Linked DNA regions of Homo sapiens: region 1 is linked to region 2. Evidence: chromatin contacts called from ENCODE Hi-C or POLR2A ChIA-PET data. All regions are on one chromosome and are shown on one strand. Each heading gives the region's core, a stretch centred on a gene start or an enhancer-like site at or near the end of the contact. The rest is flanking DNA. Distances are from core to core; before and after follow the strand shown. Region 1 holds the start of MET (MET proto-oncogene, receptor tyrosine kinase). Region 2 overlaps MET (MET proto-oncogene, receptor tyrosine kinase).

The links. Hi-C counts contacts between places; a loop is a spot of excess contacts on that map. ChIA-PET counts read pairs that join two places held with the same protein, here RNA polymerase II (POLR2A). Pooled maps may share reads with other maps.
Region 1: a loop to region 2 is called in a map of MCF 10A, with 5 times the contacts of the local background. The contact joins the promoter of MET here to the enhancer-like site in region 2. A Hi-C loop is called at or near these places in 11 of 168 maps with a recorded cell type or tissue (Caco-2, Calu3, IMR-90 and 8 more) and 6 of 50 pooled maps. POLR2A ChIA-PET finds 5 or more read pairs at or near these places in 8 of 52 experiments (A549, H1, MCF 10A and 5 more).

Annotation. Positions count from the first base shown.
Region 1 is chr7:116,669,604-116,673,727 of GRCh38, reverse strand. It overlaps MET (MET proto-oncogene, receptor tyrosine kinase), which reads right to left and starts at 1,532. Exons shown (of 21, transcript NM_000245.4): 1 at 1,151-1,532. The region is part of intron 1 of COMETT (cytosolic oncogenic antisense to MET transcript); the gene reads left to right. RefSeq lists silencers at 1,365-1,554, 1,615-1,744, 1,875-1,924.
Region 2 is chr7:116,714,092-116,718,226 of GRCh38, reverse strand. All of the region lies in intron 2 of MET (MET proto-oncogene, receptor tyrosine kinase), which reads right to left. Among named protein-coding and RNA genes, the nearest start is that of COMETT, 28 kb to the right of the region's middle. Within about 2 kb of position 1,491, at least 7 of the 41 ENCODE cell types and tissues checked have a DNase peak (open chromatin) inside an H3K27ac peak, as active enhancers do; they include Panc1, gastrocnemius medialis and psoas muscle, where a contact is called at or near this core.

The DNA.
Region 1 (4,124 bases), core at 283-2,782, 45 kb after region 2:
ACAGAGAAACATGATGTACATCATTTTCAGATCATCTTCATGCAGAAAAAATTCATTAGTCAGCTATAATAGTTTAGCTGTAAGGGAATATAATGTTTTTCTGAATCCATTTGCATGGCAATGTGCATGTGTCTGGCTGATGAAAGCGACAGAATAAACCCCCACCCAAAGCTACAGAATGTGAACAGTCTTCTTAAAATTCAAGAGAGGGTCCAGATAGTCTATATTGCCTCCAACGTCAGTTCTTACAATCCTCTCACATTCATGGACCATCTTAACATAGCAATTAAAGTATCTTGATTATTTTGCCTAAGAGAGTTGACAATATTTCATTCTGCCCGAGGGCTCCTTTGAACATAAAACTGTGATAAGGTAAAATACACTGGGCAACTATTCATGCGTGAGCCATTGGAGCCCTCTCCAACTGCCAAATTAGCAAATGGCTCTTTTAAAACATGAAAGATATGAATGGGAAACCGTACTTCGGAGTAAATTCTGCATTGACAATAGTCAGGGAAAGTACTTTCACTGGTGCTTTAATTATCGGGTCAGCACTACGACTGGCCACATCGCTCAGCCTCTGGTTATAATCTATTTCACCTAATAAGATAGATGTCCACCACAAGCCCCAGAAAGAGATAAGGTACGATGGAAAATTGATGGATCACAAGCCCCGCGTGATTGCCAGAAATGAATTCAGACTTTCACAGAAACACCTGCCCCTTGGAAGGACCCCAACATAACACAGATAAAGCAAGGCTGGGAACAAGGAAACAGCTCGGCTCAAACCTTGCCAGCTGCATCACGGTGGGACGAGGATGACCGGATCCCTTTTGTAAGGGCTGAGTCAGATCCCAGCTTTAAAACTTGCTGGGCCGTAACAGTCACACATCACCCACTGTCCCAGCGCCCCTCTCCCTCCTAAGTCATACAGGTGGCCATCAGAAGCAACCCCCTAAAAAGACAAGCCCCATTCTAGTTTCGTCCTCGCCGTGGCCACGTCTCTTCAGTTTCCGAAGCCCCTAAACTCTAGCCCACCTACGTGGTTTTGCCCCCTGGAACAGCAGTCAGGTCTCTTAGGGGAACAAAGAAAGCAGAACCCCTGAGGCGAGGGATTGGGTACTGGATCTGAAAGGGGCTGCAATTTTACCTTTCGGTGCCCAGGAACCAGTGGAGAAGTCAGCGGCGCAAGGACCACACGCGCGCTCCGCGCCTCCCCGCCTCCTCTCAGCAAGTCAGCTGTCGCCCCGCATCTGGCTCGCGCCCTCCACTCGGCTCCGCATCTGCTCACAAAGCGCTCGGGGCGCCGCGGGCGGCGAGGGCCTCCGGGTCACCTGCGGCCGGGCTGAGCCCAGCGCCCCGCCCGCCCGCCGGCCGCACTCCCTCCGCCCCTTCCCACACGCGCGCTGCCCTGCCAGTGACTCAGCCGGGCATCGGCGCGCGCGGCCCGCGGCGGCCCGGGCGCGTTGGGGCCGGAGGCACCGCCAGGCGACCAGACTGAGGCGCTCGCCTGCCCGCCCCAGCACGTGTCTGTCTGCCTCGCGTGCTGTCCGTCCCCTAGTCCGCGGGTTCCGAGGACCGCTGAGGTGGGGACTGGCACCACCCAGAGGGAAATCGGCCCCCGCCCTTCCTGCCGTCCGCGCCGCGCCTGGCCCCGCGGGGGTCGCGTTTCCTCCCGCCTCTGCCCCGCCCACGACAAGGTGAAACTTTCTAGGTGGAGAAGTTTTCTCGCCCTGGCTGCGCGCTCTCCTCCCCCAGCTCAGGCAGTCTGAAGTTAGCACAGCCGGAGATAAGCGGGACCGAGTCTCCCCCTCCTGGCGCTTGGGAGGCGAGTGTCACCCCGGGCTCAGATGCAGGGCGCGCACCCTCCTGGCACCCCGCTCGCTGACCCCGGGAAGGGCGCGAGCTTTGCTCTCGGCCTCTCCCACGTCTCCGCTAACCGCCCCGCGCCCACCCGGGTTTAGAGAGATTTGGGCACCGCAGAAACAAGGAGTTCATTGTTAGAGGCGGAGGTAGAAGTGGATGGACGAATTGTCCCAATGATTTCATTATGCAACGATTATCCTCTACTATAATAACTCAAATTTCTGCAAGGAAGAACAACAGAGGAGTTTAACCCTGAGGAGACTTCCATTTCTTTTTTTCTTTTTTTTTTTTTCCATAGCCGGAAGCAGGCTGATTAAATAACTGGGCAAATAGCGATGAATAAGCACAACAGAACAAAAGTTTAATTCTTGAATGTTGAAATCTTATGATGATTTTTAAAAAAGAGCTTTTGGGGCCTCGGTGAACTCTATTAGGAGTAATTGTGTTGGGATAACTTTGTATTTCGCTATAAAAATTGGCACCTACAAGAGTAAATGAACACTCAAAGGTAATAGGATCTAAGGAACGGGCATTGCCGGTTAGAACTTGAGTTCGTTCCGGCTCTCATACCAACTTGTTCAATCATGGCAATAGATAATGAGACATAGATATCTTCGTTATTGAAAGTCATGGGTTAAAATAACAGTTACTATGCAGGTTCAGTTCTTATTTACTACAGAATGAAACATAGAAAAATGTAGTAAGAATAGTTATCATTTCCCAAGTGCCAGGCACTTGGAAATGATAATGTAACCAGAGGTTACATAAGAGTGATTTCAGTCCTCAAAAGAGATTACCTCTTGATTCCCCAGTTTTATGGAAAAGGAAAGTTCCCATTACGTTACTAAAGTCTTGCATTGAACCATTTTGCAGGTAAAGAAACTGAGTCCCTAAAAGTTCCCAGGAGAGTCACATAGCTGGTTAGTAAGAGGGGCAAAGTTAGAACTTAGCTTTCAGCCCAGTCAGGTGTCCTTCACACCATACCAAGAGGCCTCAGCAGGCTAAATAAACAACGCGGCCTGACTGGAGATTTCCTGATACGGCATGGCATAATTTATCAATGACTATAGCTCATTAAAAAACACTAATTTACTGGTAATAAGGCACTGGGCCTATTTATGGACAGATCAATTACAGATTTTGGGTTCAGTAACAGCTTTCAATAAAAGATGAATAAATTAATGAATTTAAAAAGTTTTACACACACACACACACACACACACACACACACACAGAGCCATAGTTGTCTAAAGGAATGATTAGAGTGCTGTTTCTATTTCCTGGTTTCCATAGCAATATGTTAACTGGATTTTTAGATCACATTATGTAGTTGCCTTAACAGGTTTTCTGAGTTTGAGTGCCATGATAAAAATATAAAAGAAAAAATTTACAATTAAAGTTGTAGAAAGACCCAGAAAAGCCAATGCAAACTGGAAAATAAAATAGATGATAAATACAAACAACCCGTTGTGTATTTTCAGCACTGAAACTTTCTAGTTTCTAATAACTAACAAAATTTCAATCCAGTTTTGAAACTGTATTGAAAATCATCATTTCATTTATCAACTGTAAATAAGGAGATAACATTTTATGAAATAACATAACTAACAATAGCATAACTAAAAGTATCTGGGTGTGTGAAGGTCAAGTAATTTTTACACACTACCTAGACAGATTTGATTGGGAAAATGTTTACAGATAATTTCAGATTTTTGGAAATGAATGGAAACAGATATTTTAAAAGGTAATAGGAGTTCTATAATTCAATTTTGGTTTTGCAGCAAACTTTTAATTGTTGCTATTTAACTTTCCTTGGGTTCATGTCATGGGTGATACACTGTATGATGAAGTTCTGTTGGTATTTTCTTAACCAAACCAAATCTCTTGTGGTCCACACTGTTGGCTGGCTAAGCCAGCATCTGTTCCCAACGAGATTTTCCTGTTCCTGCCTCCACTCTTGGGGCTTGAAAAGAGAAATATTTGCTTTCCCAGACTCCTTTGCAGCTAGACATGGCCATGTGATGTCATTCTGGTAATGAGGTATAAGTTGAAGTCTGATGGGGCCTTGTGGGAAAGGGTTTAAGGCTGGTGCCACCCCTTTTCCTTTCTTGCTTCTTGATTTCATATATGATGCCCAGTGAAGAACTAACCATCTTGTGACCAGCATGCAGAAGTTGGTGCTGACATTGCTGAGGTACAGCCCTACTGCCAGTAGACACCTGCTTCCAGATTTCTTGTTTTGTGGAAAAAAAACAAAA
Region 2 (4,135 bases), core at 242-2,741:
TTATTAGAGACTGGGTTTCACCATTTTGGCCAGGTTGGTCTTGAACCCCTGACCTTGTGATCCACCTGTCTCGGCTTCCCAAAGTGCTGGGATTACAGGTGTGAGCCACCGTGCCCTGCCTCCTGTTTTATTATTTTTTAAAAACTTGTTGCAAACTTGCTTCCTTAGCCCAAAGTCTTATATACTGTCATAGAGTTAAAGAATAGGAATTCCTCTACAATTTGTAAGCCTTGATGTGATACATCAATTAATCTAGTCTTCCTTTAGCTTTCTATGAGTACTTGCCAGATTCTTTTTACCTGACTTAGTCATATAGCTTTTTTTATAAAAAGAAAATTGAAGTGCTATATATCTCAATATATTTGATTCAAAATGTTTCCCCTAATTAACATTATGATGTATGCAGTGAATATGTAATTATATTTAATTCAGTGTAATTAAGAATGTGATATATTTAAAATAGTGATTCATTTAATTGATCTATAGGACAGATTTAGCTCATCTATAGATAATTTAAATCAGTCTTGCAAATAAAATTTTTAAAAATGTACTATCTTGTAAAATCTTTGCCAGTTCACTTGTATCACCTTTCTCTCCTCTTTGACCATGACTAAATTACCAGAAGCATTTGAATATATACTTTATTCATAATCATTCTTTGTAGAAATTCTAGCTAGATATGGTAATGGTTTTCTGGGAAATACATATTTTGAAATAGAAAGTACCTCTTTGTCTAGAGCTTTTCATACAGTTGACTGAAAACTTAATTGCTTTAATTTCAGGAATTCTTATTTCCCTAAATTTCACTCATGTGTTTTTTTTATTAAATAGAACTGGGAGAGAGGACAGTGTGGAACTGACTGCACGCAGGGAGGCACAGAGCTTTCAATTTCAGGGTCTGGCGCTGTTTCTTATAGACATATTTTAACTCTTTACTGTCTGTACTGAGATGTCTAAGATGTTGACATTGAATTCAGAATTGTCTGTAAAATACAGAAGAGTCAGCTCTCTGGCAAAGCAGATCCTTCTCTTTGGGGTCCTTAATGCACGGCCAGGCTGTTAGGGTGCTGTGGTCAAACCCTAAGAATCTGACCAAGTTGTTTTGTGCTATGAAGAGGACTCCATCTGATGTGCTCAGGGCACAGTTGAAAAGAAAGAGGCTTCCTCAACACATCTGTTTCCACTAACGCCTCTTGAGGAAGTAATCCTGCCCTATGGCTTCAATAGTCATGGCCTGGAAGTCCTAGCAAGGGAGCAAAGCTGGGGGGGGCAAAATTTAAGAGGCTTCAATTTCTTTCTGCCCTAGCCAGAGAGGGCATGCTCTGCGGTTGTGTGTGCAGCCAGACAGCCGGGAGCACAGCATAAGCAGGCATCCGGCCAGCCAGCCACGGGCTGAGCACTGGTGATTCACAAGGTGATGGAAGCTACTGTGGCTCTGCCCTCACAGCCTCGTGGTGATGACCTAACTCTACACACCCCGTTGCCATCTCTTCCGAGGACCAGCCCTGTCTCTGCAAATGCCTTCAAGCTATGTTTGAATACGCCATTGATGATGTTCAAAGCCATCACTTTTCTCTCCAAACTGATTTCCTCTTCCAGCTTCCTATTTCTCAATGCATCAATAGCTACCCTCTCCGTAAGTTTGAGATCTGAACCATCTTTGAGTCTTTCCTTTATTGTTCATATCTTCTTTCTTTCTTTCTTTCTTTCTTTCTTTCTTTCTTTCTTTCTTTCTTTCTTTCTTTCTTTCTTTCTTTCTCTTTCTTTCTTTTCTTTTTCTTTCTTTCCTTCTTTCTTTCCTTCCTTACTCTTTCTTTCTTTCATATTTCTCTTTCTTTCTCTCTTTTTCCCTCCTTCCTTCCCTCCCTCCCTCTCTCTCCGTTTCTTTTCTCTCTCTCTCTCTCTCTCTCTCTCTCTCTCTCTCTCTCTCTCTCTCTCTCTCCCTCTCTCCCTCCTTCCCTCTTGCTTGCTTGCTTGAAAGGCTCTGGCTCTGTCACCCAGGCGGCAGTGCAGTGGCACAATCTTGGCTCACTGCAACCTCTTCCCTTCTGGGCTCAAGAGATCCTCCCTCCTCAGCATCCAGAGTAGCTGGGACTACAGGCATGTGCCACAATACCTGGCTAATTTTTGTATTTCTTTGTAGAGATGGGATTTTGCCATGTTGCCCAGGCTGGTCTTGAATTCACAGGCTCTAGCAATCCTTCCACCTCGACCTCCCAAAGTGTTAGGATTACAGGCATGAGCCACCATGCCTGGCTGATTCTTATACTCTCTTCTATTGAATTAAAGGAAATTGCCTACATGGCCTCCTACAATCTGATTCCTTTGATTTTAGAATCTTCTTCCTTAAGCCGACTTCTACAACTTTTTAGTGTAATGCTCCCTAAATACCTTCTCAGCTTGTCCTGTGACAACCATGCTAACCTAGCAGAGAACTTGGGTCAGGGGTGGCCCTGCCCTTCCTGGCTGTGCAGCTTTAGGATTCCTAGATCTCTAAACCTCAGTTCTTCACTTGTAAAGTGGGAAAACACATATCTACATAACAGATTTGTTTTGAGGCTTAAATGAAATGAATCCAGTGCCAGAAACATATTAAATGGTCACTTCATTTAGAAGACCTACAGTAGGCCGAATAATGTCTTCCCAAAATTCATGTCCACCTGGAAAGTCAGATCGTGACCTTATTTGGAAATAGGCTCTTTGATATGTGATTAGTTAAGGATCTTGAGATGAAATCATCCTGGATTTAGTGAGTGCCCTGAATTCAATGACTGTTGTCCTTATAAGAAGAGGGGACACAGAGAGACATGGTGGACTGCCACATAAAGATGGAGGCAGAGAGGGGAGTAAAGCTGCCACAACCTAAGATGCCTGGGACACCAGAATTGCAAGAGGCAAGGAAGGAGTCCTCCCTAGAGCCTCCAGAGGGAGCATGGCCCTGGCTGATGCCTTGATTTCAGACATCTGGCCTCCAGAACCATGTGAGGATAAATTTCTGTTGTTTTCAGCCACCCAGTTTGTGGTAATTTGTTATGGGAGCTCTGGAAAATGAATATAATACCATACCATGTGACAGACTGTTCTAGGTGCTGAAGGATATGGCAGCAAATAAAAAAGACATAAATCCCTGCCTTGTGCAACTAAACAGTTATTATTATCACTATTGTTGGTCTAGTAAGCCCTCATAATGCCTATGAAGACAAAATCCAATTGTTTAGATCAATGAGCCTCAATTTCATCATCTGTAAAATGGAAACACTCACACCTATTGAAGAGAATTACTTAAGTTCATAAGTAAGGTCATCCATGGCTCTCCAAAATTTGTGGACCTGTTATCTGTCCACTATTATTTTACACTATTCTCTAATGCAGGGGTTGGCACATGTTTTTTGGGAAAGGGCTAGATAGAATATATGCTAGTCTTTGAGGGCCATAGGGTCCCTGTGGCCTGTGTGTGTGTGTGTGTGTGTGTGTGTGTGTGCGTGCATGTGAGTGTTTAACTGTATAAAAAGGGAAAAAAATATAAACAAAATAAGTTTTCACTTGTTGAGAATATAAAAACAGGCTATCGTTTGTCAATCCTGGCAAATGCTTCTACCTTGGGTCTAGCCTCTACATAGGGAGACAAAAGATTGACACGTACAATAGCTAACTGATGCAAAGTATAAGAACTCAGTTGATAGTTACATTCTGAAAACACTGTACTGGCAGTAAATCCTCTAAGACTAGGAAAAAAATAAGATCTGTGTGGGCTTAAACAGCTGGAGAAGGCTCATGGCAGAGGTCGAAGTTGAGCCAGTTCTTAATGGAAGCTGGATTAGTAAAGAGAAAAGAGAGATAAATACTTGGAGCAGAATATATTTTATGTATATGTGTATATGGGTTTATATACATATGTATACAAACGCATTTAAATATAAATGAAATAAATAAATCCTTTCTCTTGAGGTACCACCACAATTCAAAAGAATCAATTCTACAATGATATGGACCTTGGAATTCTAAGTGTTAAAACTTTTGCTTCTTTATCATCATTTCCTAAGGTGAATCAGATCTGAAACAGACTGTGTCCATGTGTTTTTGGTTAGCAGCCTTCATACTGCACTTCAATCATAGCCAGGAGTGACAGAGTGAT